5 separate regions of the Mus musculus genome follow, and all the other regions are linked to region 2. A link is a loop called in an ENCODE intact Hi-C map of the cell type or tissue named here. Cell type or tissue: heart. All regions are shown on one strand.

Evidence for each region. Peaks named below come from ENCODE experiments on the same cell type or tissue, not always from the same donor. Only the 100,000 strongest peaks of a DNase experiment are listed, where the experiment ranks them.
Region 1: a loop joins it to region 2, with 7 times the contacts of the local background. A loop is called at or near these places in 17 of 42 quality-filtered maps.
Region 3: a loop joins it to region 2, with 5 times the contacts of the local background. A loop is called at or near these places in 2 of 42 quality-filtered maps.
Region 4: a loop joins it to region 2, with 3 times the contacts of the local background. A loop is called at or near these places in 19 of 42 quality-filtered maps.
Region 5: a loop joins it to region 2, with 6 times the contacts of the local background. A loop is called at or near these places in 23 of 42 quality-filtered maps.

Annotation. Positions count from the first base shown.
Region 1 is chr6:83,076,036-83,081,035 of GRCm38, forward strand. Pcgf1 (polycomb group ring finger 1) reads left to right here and starts at 2,355. Exons shown (of 9, transcript NM_197992.1): 1 at 2,355-2,443; 2 at 2,860-2,965; 3 at 3,081-3,233; 4 at 3,399-3,470; 5 at 3,605-3,710; 6 at 3,887-3,920; 7 at 4,019-4,105; 8 at 4,515-4,595; 9 at 4,675-4,820. The coding sequence starts at 2,387. The coding sequence ends at 4,722. In heart, a CTCF peak has its summit at 2,711 (motif pointing left); DNase peaks (open chromatin) are centred at 2,336 and 2,556; H3K4me3 peaks cover 2,379 bases; H3K27ac peaks cover 1,427 bases; H3K27me3 peaks cover 1,695 bases.
Region 2 is chr6:82,994,940-82,999,939 of GRCm38, forward strand. All of the region lies in intron 4 of M1ap (meiosis 1 associated protein), which reads left to right. Among named protein-coding and RNA genes, the nearest start is that of Gm32644, 25 kb to the right of the region's middle. In heart, CTCF peaks have their summits at 1,901 (motif pointing right) and 2,124; DNase peaks (open chromatin) are centred at 1,982 and 3,002; H3K4me3 peaks cover 860 bases; H3K27ac peaks cover 1,565 bases; H3K27me3 peaks cover 498 bases.
Region 3 is chr6:83,509,879-83,514,878 of GRCm38, forward strand. Actg2 (actin, gamma 2, smooth muscle, enteric) reads right to left here. Exons shown (of 9, transcript NM_009610.2): 9 at 3,031-3,250. The coding sequence ends at 3,107. Among named protein-coding and RNA genes, the nearest start is that of Dguok, 5.4 kb to the left of the region's middle. In heart, CTCF peaks have their summits at 538 (motif pointing left) and 2,834 (motif pointing left); a DNase peak (open chromatin) is centred at 2,843.
Region 4 is chr6:83,265,486-83,270,485 of GRCm38, forward strand. It overlaps Slc4a5 (solute carrier family 4, sodium bicarbonate cotransporter, member 5), which reads left to right. Exons shown (of 25, transcript NM_001166067.1): 8 at 188-275; 9 at 1,921-2,075; 10 at 2,709-2,897. Among named protein-coding and RNA genes, the nearest start is that of Slc4a5, 31 kb to the left of the region's middle. In heart, a CTCF peak has its summit at 2,990; a DNase peak (open chromatin) is centred at 2,876; H3K4me3 peaks cover 1,294 bases; H3K27ac peaks cover 863 bases.
Region 5 is chr6:83,276,129-83,281,128 of GRCm38, forward strand. Slc4a5 (solute carrier family 4, sodium bicarbonate cotransporter, member 5) reads left to right here. Exons shown (of 25, transcript NM_001166067.1): 14 at 1,385-1,443; 15 at 3,836-4,036. Among named protein-coding and RNA genes, the nearest start is that of Mthfd2, 39 kb to the right of the region's middle. In heart, CTCF peaks have their summits at 3,002 (motif pointing left) and 4,615 (motif pointing left); no DNase peak of the experiment used is centred here; H3K27me3 peaks cover 544 bases.

The DNA.
Region 1 (5,000 bases), 81 kb after region 2:
GTGTGCCACATACATGGTATAGTGCCTGCGAGGCCAGCCTAGGGCACTGGATTGTCTACAGCTGGAGTGACAGAGTGTTGGAAACCTTTTATATGGTGCTGAGAAGTGAACAGAAGTCTTCTGAAAGAGCAGCCAGTGCTTAGCATCTGAGCCATCTCTCTAGTCCTTGAGGTTGCTTACTTGTATGTTCCTAGGGTCAACAAAGAGCTGGGGCAAGCACTTTACTACTGAGCTGTACGCTCTGCACTATTAAAATATCTTAAATTGGAAAAGGACAAAAACCAAGCAGATTATTTGTTTTGGTTTTTTGAGACATGATTTCTCTATATAGCCCTGGCTATCCTAGAACTTGCTCTGTAAACCAGGCTGGGCTCAAACTCAAGAGATCTACTGCCTCTGCCCTGCCTGTTAGAATTAAAGGTGTGTGTCACCATACTTGGCTCCACAATTTTTTCAATGTTATGATTTACTTATTGTTTTTGTTGATTTTGAGACAGTCTTAAGTGTCTAGGTTAGCCTCAAATTTGCTATGTAGCCTAGGATGGCCCTGCACTCCTGATCCCCTAAGCTTGTGCCATTTTTTTTTTTAACAGTTTTTTGTTTTTTTCGAGACAGGGTTTCTCTATAGCCCTAGCTATACAGTGCTGGGATTAAAGGTGTGCGCCACCATGCCCTGCTTTTTTTTTTTTTTTTTTTTTTTTTTCTTCTGAGACAGGGTTTCCCTGTGTAGCCCTGGATGTCCTGGAACTCACTCTGTAAACCAGGCTGGCCTTGAACTCAAAAAACCGGCTGCCTCTGCCTCCCAAGTGTTCGGATTAAAGGCGTGTGCCACCACTGCCCAGCTGGAACTCACTTTTAACAGTTTTCTTGAGGTCTAATTTATGATACGCTGCAAGTTGCAAGTATTTAAAGTGTATACTGTAATTGGTTTTGCCCCATGTACATGTCCACTAAACTAGCACCACCATCAACATGAGAAACACATCATCAAAAACGTGTGTTCTTTGTAACCTATGATCAGAATCACTTTGCCATGCTGTGGGAAGAAAGGTCTAAAGAGGGAACGATATAGACATGGGCAAGCAGTCAAGACCTGCAGTGGCTCAGAGGTGACTAGGTGGCCTGGGCCAGGAAGGTAAACCATAGCTGTATGTAGTCGATTAACAAGTCTTTAATACTTTCCTGACGCTTATGTACTACCACTTATGGGGTAACAGACATACACTCCTTTCTGTGAGGTTCCTGTTACCTTCAACCTAATTATTCCAGTTCTTTTAGACCCCATTCCTTCCATTGGGGCTCTCAATCCACACCTGTTTCTTTGGTCGTTCCTCTTCACACTGCCTTTTTTTTCTATTTCCATCACATTTATACCTCTCGTGCATCCATTTGTCAATCATGCCCACACAAGAGTCCCAATTTTCTCCAGAGAGCCTTTCAAGTTTCCGCCAGTCTCTCCCCTCTCACTCGAATCTCCAGTTGTACTCGATGCTAATAACGCTTCAGAGTAAATTTATTCTTTTAAAATTCCGCCGTAGGGACCCAGTGATGACAGTGTACCAGACCCGGGAACCCCTGTGTCCTCCCCAAGTGCGGGCCCGGGCCTATGCTACTGCAGGCACTCGCTGCCCAAGTCTCCTCGCTGTCAATCCTCCCCTCCTCCTTCGGCATCTGCTCTGCATTAGTCTGTCCCAGGCCTCCGCAGGCGCCGATGATTAAATCATCATCATTAGCCAGGGCCTATTCTCCCCATCCTCGGCAGCAGGGAGAGAGTGGGGAGTAAGAGCTCCCGGTTCCCCGGGGGGTCTCTCCCTCTCCACCCCGCCCAGGGCACCCTCTCCCAGACTTCGCGAGCCCGGAAAAAACTCCCGCGGCGCAGACGGGAGAAGGCCCGCGGCTGGGACGCAGCTCCGCAACGCGGACGCCGCAGCGGAGCAGGACTGCACTGTATAGAGAGGACCCCGGGTCGGAGGCGAGGTCGGGTCCCAGGACTCCCACACTCCGGAGCTGTAGCGGCGGGCGATAGCCCGGCTTCGGGGTCCCAGGGCACACAGGCTCTCTTAGCACAAGCTACCGAAGTTGATCCAGAGGTTGTGTGCGCGCCGTTGGAAGGACGCCCGTGGGAGCGTGCACCGCAGAGACCCTGCTTCACTCAACCCCCCTCCATAACGACCACCGATTGTTGGGGGGGCAGCGGGCTCAGGTGAGCACACGGGGAGCTAAAGAGGGGGCGAGGGCGGGGTGTGCCGGAAAACTAGCCAATCCGGAGAATGTGAGGCCCTCGTTGCTAGGAGACAAGTCCCGCCCCGCAGGCGGTACCGGAAGTGGCGGGCTGGGATCAGCCTTTAAGATGGCGTCTCCTCAGGGGGGCCAGATTGCGATCGCGATGAGGCTTCGGAACCAGCTCCAGTCAGTGTACAAGATGGACCCACTACGGAACGAGGTGCAGGGGCAGCGGGATGACTGCTGGGGTCCGTTAGCTGTGTGAACCCAAACGAAGGAGAGGACGGGTGGCGGCGGGATGGGCGCCCAGTGCGCTTGCGCAGCCACGGGGTGCGCGATACGCACGCGCGATTCTGGCCGAGTTGCCAAACGCTGGACTTGGACGCTTGCGCGTTGTGTCTCCGACAGCGTCTGGTCTCCCGAGGGAAAAAAGAGAGTCAGGCGGGTCCGCGAAAAGAGAGCACCCGCTGTGCGCGGAGCCCTCTGCTGGGCGAAGGGGGAGCTCACTCCCCCGTCTCTTCTCGGGGGCCAGACGACCCAGTCCAATAACAAACTGCTCTGTTGCTGGGAATTGCAGAAGGTGAGATGGGGTGGGCTTGCAAGACCAGTGGGGAGTGACTGAGGGTGTGTCCACAGGAGGAGGTCCGGGTGAAGATCAAAGACCTGAATGAACACATCGTTTGCTGCCTGTGCGCGGGCTACTTCGTGGATGCCACCACCATCACAGAGTGTCTCCACACCTGTGAGTGTCCCGGATCCTGTCTCTCCTCTTCCAAGCTGGCTGCCAGCCTCTGTGCTGCCTGTCCCATGTGTCGGGTTCCCAAGGGACCTGAGCATCTTCGTTTCTCCTCTTACAGTCTGCAAAAGTTGTATCGTGAAGTACCTGCAAACCAGCAAGTACTGCCCCATGTGCAACATCAAGATCCACGAGACGCAGCCGTTGCTCAATCTCAAACTGGATCGGGTCATGCAGGACATAGTGTATAAGCTAGTGCCAGGCTTGCAAGACAGTGAGTGGCCACCTTATATTTGTGGGGCCTCCTGACTCTAATGCTGGGTGGCACCTTGACGTTTTGTTCCCAACAGTTTTGTTGGGAATCAAAAAAATACAAAGATAAAGAGGTCAACAGCCAAAACAAAGAGAATTAATATGGCTGCCCTTCACCCCTCCTTAGGTGAAGAGAAACGGATTCGGGAATTCTATCAGTCCCGAGGCTTAGACAGAGTCTCCCAGCCCAGTGGTGAAGGTATGTCCTTGGTGCTCATTTGGGGGAGGGGGGCAATTAAAGCCCTCAGAGCATCTCTTTTGCCTGGTTTTGCTCTCTGGGGAGAAGAGGGTATGGAACCTGTACCAGCCTCCTCAATATCTACTTTTCCTCAGAGCCAGCCCTGAGCAACCTTGGCCTCCCCTTCAGCAGTTTTGACCACTCTAAAGCCCACTATTATCGATATGATGAACAGCTGAGCCTATGCCTGGAGCGGCTGAGGTGAGGGGCAGGTCAGAGGTTGCGTGAAGTGATACTACTGGTGACCCAGATGCTAAGGGACTTGGGGGGAAGGGTGAGGGAGTGTCTGCTCCCCTGAAGAAAGTGTGCTGTGGTGCTTGTGCTAGGTAGGAGACAAGAAAAGTGGAACCCTCTAACTTGTATCTGTTTCCATCCAGTTCTGGCAAAGACAAGAATAAAAATGTCCTTCAGGTGAGAGGGGTTGAGGGGAGGGCCCCTTTGAAGGAGCCGTTTCTCCCAGCAACCCTTCCCTCAGACACCTGTGCCCTCCCCTCCTTCTCTGTTCCTAGAACAAGTATGTTCGGTGTTCTGTGAGAGCTGAGGTCCGCCATCTCCGAAGGGTTCTGTGTCACCGACTAATGCTAAATCCACAGCATGTAAGTAAGCCCATCATGTTACGGGGAAAACAAGGGACTGAAAGGGGAGGGCATGTCTGGCTTGCCAGCTTGTACCTGGAAGAAAGCTCAGGCCGGAAGATCACTTCAAGTTCAGGGCTAGCCTAGGCTATATAGTGAATTCCAGGCTAGTCTGGACTCCAGAGTAAGACTTTGTTTACAGGAGCAAAAAAGGTTTGAGAGCGGTCTGCTCAGATAGCTTAGTCAAGTATTTGCCTTTCAAGTACCAGGATCAGAGTTCAGTTCCCAGACCTAAAAACAAACAAAGAAAACCCTAGCATAGTAGTGCAAACTTGTAATCGCAGCAGTGGAGCCGCACAGAGGAAGAGACGGACAGAGTCTAGGGACAAGTCTCTGTCCAGCACTACTTCCCTGCCCATCTCCCTCTTAGGTACAGCTCCTTTTTGACAATGAGGTTCTCCCAGATCACATGACAATGAAACAGCTATGGCTGTCCCGCTGGTTCGGCAAGGTAAGCCGGGTGCACAGTGGGCTGAGGGGCCAGCAGGTGCTGAGAGCCCACTCACTCCTTCTTTCCCTTTTCTCCTTAGCCATCTCCTTTGCTTCTCCAATACAGTGTGAAAGAGAAGAGGAGGTAGGGGCCAGGCTTGCTTCCACCCCCTTCCCACCCCTCCCCAGATATTTATGTGAAATTAACTGTGGCTTTATTTTTTGAAATAAATGCTTTTAAAAAGCACTTTTCATCTTCCTTCTTACCTGCTACACACTCAGGCTTTGGCCTGGGTCCTAATTCCTCTTAAGTCTCCCAGCTCTCACTGGAAAGAAAGGTCTCCTCCATCTACCAAATGCCCTCAATGGCTTGCCAAAGAAGAGGGATAGAGGCTCACGGGGAACTGGAACCTGGCCCTTTGGTGAA
Region 2 (5,000 bases):
GCCCTTTCCCCTCTCCTTACCACGGTGCCTATGAAACCACTACTTCCCAGCCAGCTTCAACACTTTTAACTTTGAAAGTTATGTTAGTTTACATTAAATACTCTTAAGCTATATAATACATAAATTAATATCTGCAGGAGGAATAAAAGACTTTTGTTTTAAAACATGGCCTCTTTATGGGACAGAGACTGCCCTGGTACTCAGGAGCCATCCCATAGCCAAATTCACAGCAATTCTGTGCCAGCCTCCCTAGAGCTGCGACTATAGGCATGTGCTCCCATGAAGAAGTCTTAAATATCTCCTAAGACTAGTGTTTAGCAAGCCAAATACTACTTTATCTGTTTTTATTCTTTGCTGATGTGGGGGGTATGTGTAGAAGCCAGAGCACAGCAGTGCCATCCTCAGGAATGCCACCCACCTCCTTTGACACAGGGTCTCTGCTGGTTCTAGAGTTCACCACCGAGACTAGACTGGCTATCCAGTGAGCCCAGGTATCCTCCTGCCTCCACACCACCATGCCCTAGCATTTTCACATTAGTTCTGGGTTTGAACTCAGGCCCTCATGCTTGAGAGGCAAAACCCTTACCAACTGAGCCATCTCTCCAGCGCCAGGTAATATTTTAGACTTTGGCACACCTCAGTCACTACTAAGTGACATCTTTAACATAGAGTCGTCTTCTTCTTCTTCTTCTTCTTCTTCTTCTTCTTCTTCTTCTTCTTCTTCTTCTTCTTCTTCCTCTTCTTCTTCTATGATATGAAAATGGGACCGTTGTTTAAGAACTGTAGTTAAAGCCGGGAGTGGTGGCGCACACCTTTAATCCCAGCACTTGGGAGGCAGAGGCAGGCGGATTTCTGAGTTCGAGGCCAGCCTGGTAAGTAAGTTCCAGGACAGCCAGGGCTACACAGAGAAACCCTGTCTCGAAAAACCAAAAAAAAAAAAACAAAAAACAAAAAACTGTAGTTAGGCTCTGGAGAGATGGCTCAGCGGTTAAGAGCACTGACTGCTCTTTCAGAGGTCTTGAGTTCAATTCCCAGCAACCACATGGTGGCTCACAACCATCTGTAATGAGATCTTGTAAGGGCACTCTTCTGGTGTGTCTGAAGACAGTATACTCACATATATCAAATAAATAAATCTTGAGAGAGAGAGAGAGAGAGAGAGAGAGCTGGGCCATGGTGGCACATGCCTTTAATCCCAGCACTTGAGAGGCAGAGGCAGGTGGAACTCTGAGTTTGAGGCCAGCCTGCTCTACAAAGTGAGTTCCAGGACAGCCAGGGCTACACAGAGAAACCTGTCTCAGAAAAACAAACAAACAAACAAACAAACCTGTAGTTAAGATATATTTTTCTTCCAATTTGGATCACATACTTCACTAAAAAGAAAAAAGTGAAAGAAACGGCAAGACTTTGAGCATCTCAAATGTTCACATCACTGTAGATGTAGACTTCCTCAGCAGCAACTTTTTAATCTTTATTCCCAAGAGCTGCATGGCACTTAAAAGTCTGCAATGCTTCTAGGTGACCAGTGTCCTTATTTCATATCCAGTGGGCTCTCAGCCTAGCCATCACTATCATTTCCAGCTCAGAGGAATAGCTACTTTCCTGTTGCTGTGATGAAATACCATGACCAAAGCAACTTAGAGAAGAAAGTTTGTTTGGGCTTATGGTGCACAGGGGGCTGAGTTTACAATGGTGAGGAATAGCATGGCAGCAGGCATGCCGGCAGGAGCAGGAAGCCGAGAGCTTCAGCCACAAACACAAAGAAAAGAAGAGCAAGCTGGCTGTCGGGTCAGTCCTTAAGCTCTTCAAGCCCATTCCCAGCGAAACACTTCCTCCAGCACCCACGTGGCAGTTCATAATAAATCCAAGTGAAGGCTGTCACTGCTGTGGCCACTAGGGGGCAGAATAAGTCCACACATAGACTGTGGATGCCACCTCCTATGGCTTACAGGGACTCAGGCAAGGTTGTTCCAATGGTTAGCTGTAGTTTCGAGCGGCACCGCGTCAAGGGGCCTGTTTCATCAGATGCGTAATGCCTTGCTTTCTGGGAGGAGCTATGCTTCAGTATTATCTAAGAAGAACAATATCTCCTTCCCAGCTCTCCCGTTTAGCACATTTAGTTATGTTTGTGAGCAATGCTGCAGTGGGCGCTGCTGTTCTAACCCAGAGGAAAGCAGAAGCCAAGGAGGATGACCTAGCAAAACACAGTTTGAAGAAAAAGGAAAGTACCTTTTTTTTTCTGCCCATGAGAGTAGGGAAGAGTAGAAGGGCCGGGCGTGTGGCACAGTTACTAGCATGCTTGCCTTACATGCATGAAGCCCTGGGTTTGACCCTCAGCACCACATAAACTATGGTGTGGTGGTGAATGCCAACCCTCATCATCCCCACAACTTGAGAAGTGGAGACAGGAAGATGAGAAGGGCAAGGTCATCCTTGTCTATATAATGAGTTTGAGACCAAGCTGGACCATGTGAGACCCTGTTTCATGTCAGAGTGACAGCAAGAAAGGGAGGGAAAGATAAAGAAATGGAAGAGGAACGGGAGGATGAAGGCAGTGGCTGACCTACTGCATGCTGTTCTTAAACAACGTACACTGTAGTGTGTTATGATAACTAGGAAATAGGTTCTAGTGTCCCTGCTGCTCCCAAAAACACACAACTAACAACATCCCAGGCACAGCTCAAGTCCTGATCTTGCTACTAAATCACACTGCCTTTCAAAAACTCGGGGAAATAAAGCCTTCAACAGAAATAAATTAACAAGTATGATTAATACTGCACAATGAAGCTCACAAGCACCCCTCCGTTACTAATTAAAGCAGACAAGGAAAGATCATATGAGCACAGCTCCTGGACAACGTTCTGAGTCAAAGGCTGGAGGAGGTGCAAGGCCTCGGATTAACAGAGTAATAAAAGCCCTAAGGAAGGAAGGAAGTCACGTGACAAGGAGACTAACTTAGCTGAAGCAGAAGGGTCACAGGAAAAGCAATGGGAGTGACAGGCCTCTGCCAAGGCCCCAGCTGGGGGATGGGGCAGGATGGACATGAAAAGAAGCCTGCACTTAAATGGGGAAGATCAAATGTGTGACAACACAAACTATACAATGAGCTATCTGCCTCGCCATCATCACCTACACATGAAGGGTGGGTCAGGACAGGTACAGGTGGCATTTGAACTGGATCTTGAAAAACCAGGGTGTCAACGGGGGCAATGGGGAGGAGCGCCCTGGACCATCACAGAGGAAGAGGAAGGCGGAGTCTCTGAAGAGTGATGGCTCCACGAGGAGGTGACAATAGAATTCAACCTGAGCCCTTAGGAGGAGCAGCCAGTGCTTGTCCCTGAAAGGATGCCATTTCTTCTGAGACAGCAGAATCAAGGTTCCAACCTGAAGCCCAGCACCTCTGTGGGGATGACACGAGAATCTCTTCAAACAAGAAAACTCTGCTGTTACTCTCCCCCAGAGTGTGTGAGTTAGGAGGTGAGAAATGAAGGCTGGAAAGATGGCTCCACAGTGACAAGCACTGGCTGCTCTCCTGGAGGACCCGGGTTTGAGTGCCAACAATTCCCAGCACTCACAAGGTGGCTCACAGCCACCTGTAACTCCAGTTCCAGGAAATCTACTGCCATCTTCTGGCCTCTGTGAACACCACACACACATGGTCCCCCACACGTGCACGTAGGCAAAAAACACCTATACACACAAAAATACATGAAATAAACTTTTAAAAAGTTAGAAACACTAACAATGGACAGTGCTGAGAAGACTGCCTGCCTGACTCATCTGGAGAACAAGGCAGGGCGTTCTCCATTGTACAACACGTGCTGCGTTCAAGAACCCGTTCCTCAGAGTCGTTTTTTTTTTTTTTTTTTTTTTTTTTTTTTTTTTTTTTGCCTGCACCCTCAGACATGTCGCTTCCCAACCTCAGAACTAATGGAAAAGCCGAACATTTTAGAGAGGGAATTGTCACTGCGGTAATCCACAAGAACAGAGGTGACATCCACATCTCTGCCGCTGGGACACATCTAGGAACCTGAATCTTTGTTGCTTCCTCTCTTAGTGTTCCATTTCTGATGAGTTTTCTCCCTACCCGTCCTCTAAGCCGTGACGAAACCATCAGCAAAGCTACAGCAAAACCTTGAGGCCTGCACGCCCCCCTCGTGCATAGCGTCACGCTTATCTTCTGGTCTAGCTTTAGCATATTTGCTGTTAAAAAAAAAATTCTCCTTCATTTCTTTCTTTGACCTTTCTTTAAAAGATACAGTTTCACTGTGTTTCTCTGGCTGACTTGGAAGTCTCAGTGTAAAATAGGCTGGCTTTGAACTTACAGAGATCCACCTACCTCTGCCTCCTGCATGCTGGGTAAAGCATGGGCCACCACACCCAGCTTCATCCCCTTCTTCTCAGCAGAACTACTTTTCCTTGGCCTCGCCATTCCATGTTAGCTGTACAGTTTTAGAAAACCCTTTTCAATGTTGTTGTTGATGATGTTGTTGAGTGATGGTGGTGGTGGTGATGATGATTCTATGAAGAATGATGTCTTGTCCCCTCCCGCTACCCATCAGGGGAGTTCCCAATCTTCTACCCTTTATACTTACTTCTCTGAGACTCTCGGGGTTTGGTTTTTTTTATATATATACTTTATGTATATGAATGTTTTGTGTGTACATGTACCACATGTGTGTCTGGGGAAGCCAGAGGGTGGTCAGTTGGATCCCCTGAACAGGAGCTACAGGCAGTCATTAGCCAAATGCAGGCGTGGGGAAATTGAACCCAGGTCTCCTGAAAAAGCAGCCAGTGCTCTTGACCACAGAGCCACCTCTCCAGCCCCTCAAGTCCATCTCTCTAGCTCTATCCTTGCCTTGTTGCTTTCATAGTTCTTTTGCCTCACTAAGGACCAGCCACCCCCTCACTGTGTTTGCCTCTGTCGTCACCAGACGAGCCACATTAGTTATTTAAATGCTGCTCTGGCAATATCTTGTGCTTATTATTCTAGCACCATA
Region 3 (5,000 bases), 510 kb after region 2:
CAATAAGACTAGGCACCTCCACTTACATTAAAGCTGGATGAGGCAACCCAGTAGGAGGAAAAGGGTCCCCAAAACAGGCAAAAGAGTCAGAGAGAAGCCCTTACCCCGCTCCCACTGTTATACAACTGTAACATAGGTGCAGAGAACCTAAGTCAGACCTATACAAGCTCCGTGATGGTCAGTTTAATCTCTGTGAGCACCTATGAGCCCTGGTTAATTGATTGTGTGGGCCGTTTTCTTGTGTCCTTGACCACTCTGGCTTCTAAGTCTTTCTTCCAGTCCGCATGATCAGATACTAATGGCTGTGGATCTCTGAATCTGCTGCCAACAGCTGCCAGATGAAGCCCCTCTGATGATGATTATGCTAGGCTCAGGGCTATAGTAAGTATAGCAGAGTATCATTAGGAATCATTCTATTGACTTTTTAACTTTTAATTAATTAAGTAGCCGGTCATGTTTGTTTCTATCCTAGGTTTCTGGACTATCCAGTCTCTGGTTCCTGGCCCTCTAGGCAGTGTTAGGCATGGGCTCCCTCTCGTGGCATGGGTCTCAAGCTGGACCAGTCATTGGTTGGCCACTTCTACAATTATTTTTCAAGTGCTTATAAATGCTGTGATCATAAGTAAAACTGGCTGACAACACATTAAAGACCATGACATCACTAAAAATTTTGAGACAAATGTTCAAAGAGGTAGCTTTCTTCTGTTGCCTGGACATCTGTTTATTTAGTGTGTGGTGTATATGCATATTCGTGTGTTTATATTTGCTTGTATATGTGTGAGTGCATATAGCACAGTGCACATATGGAGGCCAGAGGATAACCTCAGGTGTGGAGTTTTGCCTTCTGTGTTGTTCAAGATAGGCTCTCTTGTTTCCCACTGTGCGTGCCAGGCTGTCTGGCCCATGAGCTTCTGAACATACATCTGTCTCTGTTCCCATCTAGTTGTAGAACCACTGGGATTGCAGAATGGTGCTACTGCATCCAGATTTATGTGTGTTCTTTATGTGTGTGTTCTCTATACATGTACAGCAAGTACTTTTCCCACTGAGCCATCTGTCTAGCCTCCTTTTAGATATTTTCTTCTTATTTTCAAATCACAGAACCTCTTTATCAGCAGATACCATGACATCAGCTAAAGAATCTAGGACAGGGGACTAGAGAGATGGTGCAACTATTGAGATCACTTGATCCATCATCATGAGGATTGGAGTTCAGGTTCCAGGAAAATGTCACTTGCTAAATTTGTAGGCATTCCCATAGTCTGAAACCATATTTCTAAGGTGGGTGAAGACACGAGGATTGCCGAGGCCTGCTGGTCTCCAGCTAGCTGAGAAAGCATAAACCACAGATTCAGGGAGAGGTCCTGCCTCAAAGAATAGGCAGAAAATGATAGAGGAGGGCACTGGATGCCCTCCACCCTCCACGCACCAGCACACCACATATGCATATACTCATATAGATAGACACTGTCTATCTGTCTGTCTGTCTGTCTGTCTGTATTCTATCAACATATTGAAAGTTTGAATAACCTAGGATGGCATTTTTTGTGATTTTTTTTCAAGTAGAGAAATAGAAGTATGGGGTAAAGGGGAGATACAGGAAGTTGGATGGATACGGAGGATGGGGAGGGTGGGACTAGTCAGCCTGTCCACTCTCCCCTGAGGTGGACATGTGGAGGTTCCTGAGCATTCTTCCAGAGTCAGTCAGTCTTTACCTGTCCTTGAATCTCTGTATGTGTGTTGTGAGATATATATAGTGAATGCACTGTGTGTGTTGTATGTACGTACCGTAGTGTAATGTGTACATTGTGTGTGTTGTATGTATGCTGAGCTTTGCCTTCCAGCAGCCAGTCCCATAGAGAAGTCCCTGAGGAAGCACACACAGGTCAAAGAGCTTTTGTGCTCCCAGGGTGAACTCCCCTACAAATCCCGATTTCAGGATCTGCTTCTGGGAGCTAGATTCTCAGATTGTGCTCCTCCAAGGAGTCTTTCAAACATGTTCTCAACAAGAACTCAAGTGTGAGCTACTGTCCAAGAATTTAAGGTCTCTCCTCTTGGCCACCGGCCCCACTGCCTTTAAGTGAATATGTTTGCAATGGCTAGGGGCCAGGCTGTATTTTCTGGAGCATGGAGGCCAGAACTAGGCTAGGCAGATGAAGAAAAGGACATCCAGCAGAAATGAGGGCCTTTCAATACTAACTAGCATGATGGCCTAGTTGCTAGTAAGCTAGCTGTGACAAGGGCCACTCCATAAATGGAAACCCAAAGGAGTTGAGGTCTTGGGGAAGACTTCCTAGAACCAAGGAAGCTCAGGTATATTTGACACCAAAGTTAGTCTACAATGCCATCTTATTTTCATAAGGTGAGAATAAGAAACTCAGACTTTCAGAAATGTGAGTCCTTATCAGTGATGTGGGGATAATTATAGCACCTACTTCTAAGGAGCAGTGTGGGGATTAGACATGTGTCATGAAGGACTCAAGAGATGGCTCAGTGAGTAAGAGCACTTGCTGCTCTTATAGAATATCTGAACTTGGTGCCTAGCACAGAGCATCCTTGTTTGGTGGCTCACAGTAACGGTAACTTCTGCTCCATGTGGCCCTATGATCATTGTAGGTACCTGCACTCATCACATGCACATATACCCACACAAACACATAATTGCAACAAAAACAACAACAACAACAACAACAACAACAGACTAGAGAGATGGTTCAGTGGTTAAGAGTACTGGTTGCTCTTAGAGAAAACTTAAAATCAATTCCTAGAATCTGCATGGCAACTCACAACCATGTGTAACTCAGGTCCCAGGGGATGCAATGCCCTCTTCTGTCCTTCTTGGGTACTGCACACATGTAACACCCAGAAACACGGGCAAAACTCCCATACACATCTAACAAGAAGGATAATAATAATAATAATAATAATAATAATAATAATAATAATAATAATTCTTGAAAATCCCTTAGCATTGTCTGTGAGACACACATGTAGGAGCATCCAGGAACAAAAGAGCCTCACACAGAGAAATAAGGCTTGAAGGTTTTAATGATCTGTGGCTGGTGACAGCAGTCTTGTGGGGATCCCCAGAGAAGGCCCTCTGACTTTAGAAGCATTTCCTGTGGACAATGGAGGGCCCTGCCTCATCATACTCTGGCTTGCTGATCCACATTTGCTGGAAGGTGGAGAGAGAGGCCAGGATGGAGCCGCCAATCCAGACTGAGTACTTCCGCTCAGGAGGAGCGATAATCTGCAAAGAGAAAATGTGGCAAATTATGACCATCCCCCAAGACAGTGTATAAGAATGGGGTACACTTTTGCATGCTATGATCTCAGATACTGGGGAGCTTCAAAACTAGGTGCTCACATGAGAAGAAGAGTTCTAAACCATCCAGATCAACACAAGATCCCATCTCAAAAAACAGACAAACAACACAATAAAAATGAGCAAGGAGGACCAGAAACCAGAAATCTTCTTAGCCCGTTGCTGAAAAAGGGTAGCCTTTGTGGTCAGAAATGAAAGCTAGGGACTGGAAAGCTGGCTTGGTGGTTAAGATCACTCGTTGCTCTTGCAAAGGACCTGAATTCTGTTCCCAGCACCCACATGGCAGCTCACAATCACGTGTAACCCCAGTTCCAGGGGATCAGAAACTTCCTGGTACCATGCGGTACATCATATAGGCAAATACACATGTAAAATGAATAAATATAAAAATAAATCAATAAGATAAACTTGGAAGATGATTAGACTGTCACTCAAAATGTTCTCTACCTTGCCACATCCCATCTCCTCCATAGAGAGAGGGTTCCTCTGTCCTGGGACTTTTGGCTGTGCCATGTATTGCCTTATCCAATGGGATGCTAGCAACTATGACACAAACAGAAGTGTCCTTGCATAGTTAGTCATACTCTCTGTACCTCTTCTCTCTACGAAAAGGGCTTCTCTGTAGGAGCTGCTAGTCCTTCACCCCTAGCCTTGAAATCTGAGATGCAGGGCTTGACCCGAGCTAGGCAGACCTGTAGAGCTGTCTGCCCAAAGCTGACCTGGATTAGCTAACTTTCGGCTGACGCACAGCTGCAAGCAACTATGCTTATTATGTGCCACTGAGATTTTGTGGGTGTTTGTTACTCAGCAACAGCTGACCAATACCAAAATCAGTAGAGAGAGCCTTGTTGGCCTTTGCCCGGGGTTTGGATGCATGGATACTTTGGGTTCAGTTGGTTCCATTCTCAACTTTGTGCCAGTCCACTTAAACCTTCTTTTGAGCTTTTTTTTTTTTTTTTTGGCAATGACCACTTATATCCAGAGAGCTCTCATTTTATGCATGCATTGTTCATCCCTTCCACATTTCAGACAGCTTTGAACTTCAACGCGTTTTCTAATTTTTGAAGTGCCTAAAGTGTTTTTGTTAGTTCTTTTTTTGAGATAGGGTCTCACGTACCCCTAGCTGGCACTGAAGGCTTGTGTGGCTGGGGATGACCGGATTTCTGATCCTGCAGCCTCTGCTTTTCTAGTGTTAATATTACAGGTGTACTCCCAATCTATCCCTAAACTAGACTGACGATGGACTGACGGACTGACTGACTGTGGGGGCTGTGGAGTGTGGTGGAGGTAAACAAAGGCTGGGATACTTCTGTTGAAGTCTGAGATCAGCCTACTCCGGTCAGGTCTCTCCTTTCATGCAGGTTCTGAGGAGTGAACTCAGGTCTTCAGTCTTGGTTGGCAGGCACTTTAAAAAAATCCTTCTCAAAACAAGGTCTTACTATGTCACTTTGGCTGTCCTGGAACTCACTGTGGAGACAGACTGGCTTCAAACTCAGAAATCTGCCTACCTCTGCCTCCCAAGTGTGGGATTAAAGGCCTGTGCCACTATGCCTGGTTGCTTTTTTTTTTTTAAGTTTTTAAGCCCTCAATTCTTAAAAAAACAGACAAACAAACAAAAAACCAAACTACTAACAATAAAGACCCCAGAAATCCTTGAGAGATCTCTCTGAGTATT
Region 4 (5,000 bases), 270 kb after region 2:
CATGCACATAGCTCCATACAGACATACACATAATTAAAAATAATAATGATAATGATGATTTTAAAACAATTCAAAGGAGGGGGTTAAAAAGTGAATAATGGATGCATTGAAGGTCCAACAAATCTTCTCCTCACCTGTTTCTGTTTTTTCCACTTTATATCTTCTTCTCCCTCTATCTTCTTTGCAGATTTCTGTTCATACTATTAGGACCTTCCGGGAGAGCAAAGTCCTATAATGAGATTGGCCGAGCCATCGCAACCCTCATGGTGGATGATGTAAGTAAAGATATGAAGCACACACTCCTTTGTGAGTGGTAATGGCTGTTGCACTGGCACAGCCTCCCCCACTCCCTGTCATCACCAATTATCTAACAAGCACCTCTGAGCCCCTGCTGTGCACCAGGGAACTCAGGATTATAAGATTCCGAGAATAGAACCAGACCCTCTCTAATTTAGAAGCACTATCCAGAAAGGGGGACAGATCTGCAATAATGAGATGATTAAAAAAAAAATAGAATTAACCATGTGCTGTCTGCCTGGGGAGCCAGGGCAGGCTCTGCAGATAGAAAACTAAGTGAACAGAAGGCAGGTAGACTGGCATGGCCCTGAGATGCTAGCCTTCTGGAAGCTAATGGAAGTTCAGTAGTGTAAGCTCAAAGTGTGCACTCCCCCAAGGGCCAGGGCAGTGACCTGAGCCAGAGGCCATACACACCCTGGGACAGGCAGGAGCCTAAGGGTCCTGTTCTGTCCCCAGATCATTGGGGAGCTGGAGGTCTTTAAGCACATGAATGACCCCACCAAATCTGCAAGTCTTTTTGTAGCCTGACCTGCTCCAGGGTAAAAGTATGGGCAGTAATGAATGGATTTGAAAACTGGACTCAAACTGGGCTCTGTAGAGGTTTTCTTGTGTGCTTGCTCTGTGGAAAACAGAAATGAAGAAGATGGGGGAACTCAGCAGACGTCCTACAGTAGTCTTAGCTGGGGTCGGCATCTAGGATGAGCGTGCCCAGGTTCCTTGGCCCTTGCTCAAAGACTTGGTATACAGCCACACAAAGATTTGCAGAAGCAGTAGGGGGACTTGATTCAAAGCAAAGAGACAGAACAGGTCAGGTACAGTCAAGAGTGACTGTGGGCCACATGAGTGAGGGTACCCAGAGACCCCAACTATTGTTTGGGGTTTGTTTTATGGGGTTCAGAGGAAGGTGGAGTGTTAGTATGGGTGGTTCTCTAAATGACAGACTAAATTATATGACCATCTTTCTGTTGTGAATGTCCCTTCCCATCACACATCTGATTTTGATCATATGTATACCTAATTTTGCATAGGTATAAGAAGTTTGATTTATTATAAAAACCTAGCTCAGGACGTCCCTAGTTTCTTATCCAGACACAAGGAGAGTATCATTGAGTAGAATTTATCTATGTTTGATGGTTGTTAAGGGGAGGAGACAGTTCCATTGTTCAGAGTGGAGTGTGTGTACAGCTCAGTGCAGGTGAGGGCCCTAGGTTGCTAATAAATTGCTAGGTATATGTGCAGAAAGGCATATGTGTACATAGTATAGTATAAAGGTTCTAGGCTGCTAAATGCACTATTAGAAGAGGTGAATGTAGGTAGCCCACATTAAGAGGAGTCCCAGGTTGGTAAGCTATTCCCTATGCTTGCTTGTCTCTAATGTATCTCGGAGGCATAGGTTTCTGATCTCAGATGACCGCCTGCTCTTGGAACTGGCTCTTTCCTATTGTTCCCTATTTCCCTTACTGTCCTTTGTCCTTATCCACCCACTGGAACCAAGTGGGCATCCTGAGAAATGGCTAGAATTGGTTCCTTTAAAGATAGCTGTGATGTGCTCACTCCCAGGAGGGGAGGACTGAGCCCTCTTTTCTCCTTTCTGCTTTTTTATCCTTCTCCATTCCTCACCAGCTATTCAGCGATGTGGCTTATAAAGCTCGGAACCGAGAAGATCTGATCGCAGGGATTGATGAATTTCTAGACGAGGTCATTGTCCTTCCCCCTGGAGAGTGGGACCCAAACATCAGAATTGAGCCACCCAAGAAAGTTCCCTCAGCTGACAAGAGGTGTGTGTTCGGGATAAGAGCAGCAGAGGGTACTCCACATCCGGCATTTTCTTCTCCCTGTAGCAAATCAGAAGCCAACACGGCCACTTATGAACAGCTCTAAAGTCAGGAGTGGGGACTGTGTAGGGGGATGCATATTACTGAATCATTTTCTGTCTTTCTGTGGTATGTGCAATGTGCGTTCACGTCTGAATATGTGTGGGTGCATATGTAGAGGCCCTGACGGTGGCACCAGGGAATTTTTCTTTGCTCTCCACCTTATTCACTGAGGCAGAATCTCTCAGTGAACCCAATGCTGCAGACAGATTTAGATAGTCTTGTTCTAGCTTGTTCTGGGGTTCCCCTGTGTTGGAATTCCAAGTGGCTGCCTTGTCCACCTGATCATCAAATGGCTTCTAGGAACCCAGCTCTTGCCCTCTTGTTTGTGTGGCAAATGCTTTAAACAGCTGAGCTCTCTCCCCACCCCCATCTTCATTCCCCCCCCCCCCCCCCCCCCCCCCCCCGCTTTTCAAGATAGTAGATAGTAGGTTGGGTTGTTTGTTTGTTTTTTGAGGGGGAAGGGGACAGTCCTGAGGGACTGGGCTCTTCCCAGCATTGAGAGCCCTGCTCTGCCCCATCTGCCTTCTCTTTCAGGAAATCTGTGTTCTCTCTGGCAGAGCCGGGCCAGATGAATGGCTCTGTGGGCGGAGGCGGAGCCTCGGCTGGAGGAGGCGGCAGTGGCGGAGGGGCTGGAGGCAGCGGGGCTGGCGGAGTGGGCAGTGGCGACGAAGCTGAGATGCCAGCTATGCACGAAATCGGGGAGGAGCTGATCTGGACCGGAAGGTGCCCGCTCCACACCTGGCAGAGAGCCTGCTGTCCTGAACCCTTCCTTCTTCCGGTCCTGTTAGCGATCCTCTCGCTGCTGTGTGCAGCGCCCCTTAGGGACGGGGATCTGACCACTGCAGTCGTCCCGCACTCTAGTGAATCGTGTGGCTCTGACAGAATTGTGTGGGGTGAGATGAACAGAAGGATCCCACCCGTGAGGAAGGAACCGAAACATTTCTCTAGGCATTCTTTAGTAATTGTATCCTATAGCGGCAGAAACAACGTATCACAAGCAAGGTAGTGTAAAATTACTGACGTCCATTTTCACATGAGTGTGAGATCAGAAGGTTAAAATGGAGATGTCACCAGGGAGCAGAGCCTTTGTGGATCCTACCTCTAATTCCTGGCACTGGAAAGACTGAGGCAGGAGGATTGTTGCAAGTTCCAGGCCAGCCTGTGTTATATAGTGTGAGGCCCTATCTCAACCCTACTCCTTAAATAAAGATGCCAGCAGTGCACCACTGCCTTTGAGCCTCTAGGAACGTCCTTCCTCTCCTTGAAAGACAGCCAGGAGTCTCATAGCACTCCTTGATTTGGCTGTTGTGTCACCTCAGTTTTTGTGTATAAATTTCCATGGCCTTGTCCCTGTGTGATATCTTTGGATAGTATTGCCTGGTTTCTATAATGGCTGGATCAAAGCATTCTTAATGAGTTCATTGTAACTTAATTACATCCTCTCTGCCTCCCTCTCCCGCCCCTTTGTGGTCTCAAGTAACCCAGGTTGACTTCAAGCTTGCTATAGCTAAGGATGATTTTAAATTGATGGTGCCCCCGCCCCTTCCTCTCCAGTGCTGAATTCACAGGCACCACCATGCTTGTCTTATAAACCAGGGCTTCATGCCTACCAGGCAAACATTACCAACTGAGCTTCATTCTCAACCCAGAGACTTTCTAAGTAAAACCATATTCACAAGTATACCAGAGGTTGGAGATTTAATGTATCTTTTAAAAAGAAGCAAGATCTTGAAATCTTAATTTTTTTTTTAAAGCTTCATTTTTCTTTCTTCTGGGGAACAAGAAAAAACTTTCCTGGCCTGAGTTCCCTGGCTGCTCTTGGAGTCACCTAGGTTGACCTAGGTTTAGGGAAGTCCAGAGAAGTACAAGGCTCTGTGCAACCGAAGCCGTTGGGAATGAAGCTGTGTGCTGAGTCTTTCTCGCTGTGATAAGATTCTCTGACAAAAGCAACTGAAGGGAGAAAGGTTCGAAGTTTAAGTAACAGCAGCTCATGCTGGGAAAGTCAAAGTGCAGGAGTTGGAGGGAACTGGTTACATTGTATCCACAGATACATTGTATCAAGACACGAGAGCATTAAGCTCTGGCTCATTTTTTTCCCCAGTCTCTCTCTCTCTCTCTCTCTCTCTCTCTCTCTCTCTCTCTCTCTCTCTCTCTCTCTCTCTCTCTCTCTCTTTTCGAGGCAGGGTTTCTCTGTGTAGCCCTCCTGTCCTGGAACTCACTCTGTAGACCAGACTGCCCTCGAACTCAGAAATCCGCCTGCCTCTGCCTCCCAAGTGCTGAGATCAAAGATGTGTGCCACCACTGCCTTCTTTTTCCAATTTTTATTAGGTATTTTCTTCATTTACATTTCAAATGCTATCCCGAAAGTCCCCTATACCCTCCCCTCCCTCCTCTACCCACCCACTCCCACTTCTTGGCCCTGGCGGTCCCCTGTACTGAGGCATATAAAGATTGCAAGACCAAGGGGGCCTCTCTTCCCAATGATGGCGGACTAAGCCATCTTCTACATATGCATCTAGAGACACAAGTTCTGGGGGTATTGGTTAGTTCATATTGTTATTCCACCTATAGGGTTGCAGATCCCTTCAGCTCCTTGGGTACTTTCACTAGCTCCTCCATTGGGGGCCATGTGTTCCATCCTATAGCTGACTGTGAGCATCCACTTCTGTGTTTGCCAGGCACTGGCATAGCCTCACAAGTAACAGCTATATCAGGGTCCTTTCAGCAAAATCTTGCTGGCATATGCAATAGTGGCACTGGCTCATTCTTAAGCACTGGCTCGTTCTCATCTCATTGTTTCCATTTTATTCAGTCCAAGATCCCCTG
Region 5 (5,000 bases), 280 kb after region 2:
TCCTTTTCTATTTAATTTTGTTTCCGCGGTAACTGATTTGTATTCTGTTTATGGATGCTGCAAATGCTGATTTGGCCGCTCTCAACTTTAAGTGAGTACCACTCTGCGTATACTAAAATTGTACAGTATTTGATACTTGGACCCTTTCTGGACTTTTCCATACTGTAATTTTTTCCATCTCCTTTAGGATTTCAGTTCTTGCTATAAAAGAATTGATAAACCCAAGTAGGAGCTGTCAAGATGTCTGGCCTGAAAACACTGGGTGCTGGGGTGCTCTTGAGCAGTGGAGAGGGCAGCCCTCCGTGGGGCTCCTTGCCTGGCTTATCTGTCCATAATGTTGAAGGGGCATCATGTTTTCTTGTGAGGAGAGGCAATAGATTCCTAGGCTTCTCATATGTGAGGCTTTCTTCAGGGTGATTTTGGGGATGTAATGCCCTTGGGACTGCTCTGCCCTGGGTCCACACTGATCCACTTGGCCCAGAACTGACTGACTTCTATGATCATATCTCGCCCCGTGGACAGCTTGCTGGAGGCTGGGCGAACACCCAGGGTTAGGTTCTATTTGTTGGGTGTCCATCCAAAGGTAGACAGCCAGCAGGGGCCAATGGAGCTTCTACAACACTTCAGACCCCAAACCGGCCACAGAGGTGCTACTTGGAGGAGGAGGAGGAGGAGGAGGAGGAGGAGAGAAGGCAGTCTTCCCCCACTCATGCAGTCCAGAGGAGGAGAGTAGGCACTCATGCTCTTCCAAAGCTGGGTTTCTGATGAGTGGCCTTATCGCCTGGGGAGCCTGGCCCTGTGTTTAGATATTCCAGTTACATTTAGGGACACTGAGGTGAACAGCTGTCAGCAAGCAGCTCTCCTGAGCTTCTGATTCTCCTTCAGACGGAGGCGGTAGGAGAGAAGGGTTCATAGACGAAAACTGGACTTCAAGCCTATCAGCAGCCTGGGCTGGGATCATGGCTCCAAGCATAAGCTCTGAAACCTTAGGTAACCTCAGTTACTTCAATCTGTAAAATGGGGATGCATCGTGGAGATTTTAGGAACTGAACAAATGAATACTTTTGTCGGGGTTTGGCATAATACATGACATGGAATTAGCTCTTTGGAACACTAGCACCCAGCAGGGACTCAGCGCATACTCCTCACTGTCTCAGCACCAGGGTGCTCATTTGCGTTGATAGAGGTCCTCAGGATGAGCTCTTCTGCGCAGACTCAGCTGCTTCCTGTGAGTCACGTGTCCAACACCGTCCTGTGTGGGAGCAGAGCGGGAAGCTGAAGGCAGTAGGAGAGTTCGGAGGGAGGCTGGGAAAGGGCCGGGGCGCTTAGAGGCTGCAGGAACTGGGAACCACTGATCGCACCCCATCTTCTGTGTCTTCTCCAGTGAACACAACCACGGTCAATGCCTCAGCCCCACTGGCACCAAACACCAACACGTCTCTGGTAAGCCTCTTCCTTCCAGGGCAGACTGATCATGCGGTTTTGTTTATGGTGGGGAGTCAGGAAGGAGTTGGGAGGTGAGTCCCAGGAGCACATGGGTTCTGAGAACGATGTTTTTAGTTTGTAACCGAAAGCATCCTATTCTACAGCATCATCAGTGCGTGCCTTCTCTATGCAGAACGATAGCATGTGCATTCCCAGGGGAGGCCAGGAACAGAGGTACACACATATATGCACAGGTCTGCCTGGAAACCACCAGTTCCCATCCAACAGTGCACTTCCAGCACCCAAGGTTTATTAGACTCCCCCTGCTCAATGAATTTGATCAGCCTTTTGGCTTAATAGCCTCCAAGGACCTTAGCTGCCCTGCCTTCCTGAAAAATGGGAAGGAAGTGTGGGCTGTAGGCCTCTCCAGCCTAAGTAGATGGAAGGATGCAAAATTATAATCCAGGTAAAGGGGAGCATGTAGCCGTGGGGCAGCTTTGTAAGCCGTGAGTGACCTTAAGGTTGCTCAAGTTCCCTTGCACAGGCAACTAATGGCTCAGTTCATATCTACCTCAACTGACTATTAGCCAAAAATGTTCACACATAAGACTTTGAGAAGAGCAGACTGGGGCAGTGCCTACCTGCCAGTGCCTGTTTTTTTTTTTGTTTGTTTGTTTTTGTTTTTAGATTTATTTATTATTATATCTAAGTACATTGTAGCTGTCTTCAGATGCACCAGAAGAGAGAGTCAGATCTCATTATGAATGGTTGTGAGCCACCATGTAGTTGCTGGGATTTGAACTCAGGACCCTCAGAAGAGCAGTCGGTGCTCTTAACCACTGAGCCATCTCTCCAGCCCTGCCAGTGCCTGTTTTATGTAAGGGGCTATGTGCTGGGATCTGGGCTCCAATGGACCAGCTGGGATGCTTTGGTCTGTCTTTACATTGGCTTTTCAGTCCTTACCTTCACGTGATAAAGCACCCTGGCAAAGGAAAACCGTTTTAAGGGAGAAAGGGTTTATTCAGCTCCCAGTCCTAGGCTGCAGTTCATCACTGCAGAGAAGGCAAGGCGACAAGCACTTGAAGCAGTGAGTCGTGTGCACCCAGTCGGGAATGAATGCATGTATGCTCTACTGGCTAGCTGGCTGTCTCCACTCTTACACAGTCCAGGATGCACTGTCTAGGGAATGGTGCCACTTATGGTGGACTGGGTCTTCCCACATCAATGAACACAGTCAAGGCAATCCTCTACAGACATAGTCACACAGGTCAACCTCATGTATACAGTTCCTCCCAGGTGATTCTAGATTGAATCAACTTGGCAGTTTAAAGTAACCACCTATTGCTCCCACACACAACTAGCCCACTCTCAGAGGATTACTGCAAACATCTGTTTGCTTCACTAAGTAGCTATTTCTAAACATGAGCACACTAACTTTTAAAAGTATATATTTGGACTGGAGGGATGACTCAGCAATTAGGAGCACTGACTGGTTTTTCAAAGGACCAGAGCTCAGTTCCCAGGATTCATAGTAGGTGGCTCACAAGAGCTCCATGGGGACCTGGCGCCATCTTCTGGCCTTTTCAGGCACCCACATGCACAGTACAAACAATGTTACACGCATTGATACATAATTAAAATAGTCAAAAGTATGAGTGAAATTTTATCATAAATTATTTTCCTTTCCTTTCTCCTTTTATGACTGTTGGAAATATATAAATGCAGTCATCCTTTGATATCCACAAAGGAGTGGGTCCAATGTCCACTAGAATACTTAAACCCCATGGATGCTCAAATCCTTTTTTACAAAATGTTGCGTTTGAACTAACCTGCCGCCATACTCTACATTCTTTAAATCATCTTATTATCCACAGTGCAGAATACACTATATATGATGTGTAAATGGCTGCTATAGAATGTATTTCGAGAATAATGGGAGGAGTCTTCATGTTTAACACAAGTACAATTTTTTCTTTTAATCTGTAACTGCTTAAATTCACACATGTGAAGCCCACAGCCTGAATTTGAGCATTTGGGGCGCTGAGAGTTGAAGTGACGCAAGAAGAAGTTAATGAGGGTGTGTCATGGGGAAAGAAACAGCCACACTAGTGTCTCTGGGAAGGACAGGAATAGGAGACAGACCTACTGAGGGAGAAACCATCTCCCTCCTGCCCGCTAAGCCACAGATCCCAGAACACTCCAGAGAAACACTTTTCAGTCCCTAATCTTTCTAGGGAGCTGCCTGCTTATCATTCTCTGTACAGCCTGCCCCCAAGAACATGTCTGATATTGGACAGGAGGGCTAGGGACCCTGAAGGTTTGGAGGTGGTGTGGTTACCTGGGTCACAGGAAGGACACACTGCCTAACAGGAGGGTCCTGACCCCCTTTCTTCTGTGCTTGGTCTCCAAGTACACCCCCCTTAACCTCACAGCGCTGGACTGGTCCCTGCTGAGCAAGAAGGAGTGCCTGAGCTACGGCGGGCGCCTGCTCGGGAGCTCCTGCCAGTTCGTCCCAGACCTGGCGCTCATGTCCTTCATCCTTTTCTTTGGGACTTACTCCATGACCTTGACTCTGAAGAAATTCAAGTTCAGCCGCTATTTTCCCACCAAGGTAAGTATCTCCTGCGGGCAGTCAGGATCTGCATCCAGAGTGTTTTGAGGTAGACTCAGCACAGTGAGATGGCTCTGCGGGCAGCCATGCTTGCTGCCAAGGCTGATGGTCTGAGTTATATCCCCAAGGCCCACATGATGAAAAGAGAGAGCCTGTTCCCACAATTTATTTGGTACCTGCGTGTGTGTGTGTGTGTGTGTGTGTGTGTGTGTGTGTGTGTGAGCGCACGCGTGCGCTAATTTTTGGTGGGGGGAAGGAACACTGCATCTTAGTCCCTCCAGGGGGCTCTGTTTTCTGAAAGAATGGACATCAAGAAAGCACTGGGCTGAAGGAGTTTTACAAATTAAAGAGCACAGACTTTGCCCAGCCCAGTGGCCCAGGCCTGTAATCCCAGCTCCATAGCGACTGAGGCAGAAGGATCACAAATTCAAAGTCATCCTGTTTTCGAAAGAAAACAAAGGGGCTACAAAGATGGCTCAACAGTTAAGAGTATTTGCTACTCTTCCAGAGTTTGGCTCCCAGCACCCACATTGGGTGATTCACAATGCTCTGCCAACTTGGGGAGGCATGATGCCCTCTAGTGGCCACGAGAGGCACCTGCACATGCATGACATTCATTTACACAGACATACATGCAAATAAAAGAAATAAATGTTTTAAGAATAAGATTAGGCTTAGAGCCTGCTTGTCCAGCATTGAGGAGACCCTGGGTTTAATCTCCAGTATGAAATCAAAGCAACAACAAACAATCCCACAAGCCAGACTTTGGAGGCAGAAAGGCCCAGGTTCCCTTGACAACACTCTTTTGACCTTTTGTTTCTAAGCGCCTTGAGTTTCTAATTCTTTTGTTCCCCTCGTCCTGTGTTGTTTCTTCTTCTTCTTCTTCTTCTTCTTCTTCTTCTTCTTCTTCTTCTTCTTCTTCTTCTTCTTCTTCTTCTTCTTCTTCTCCTTCTCCCTCTCCCTC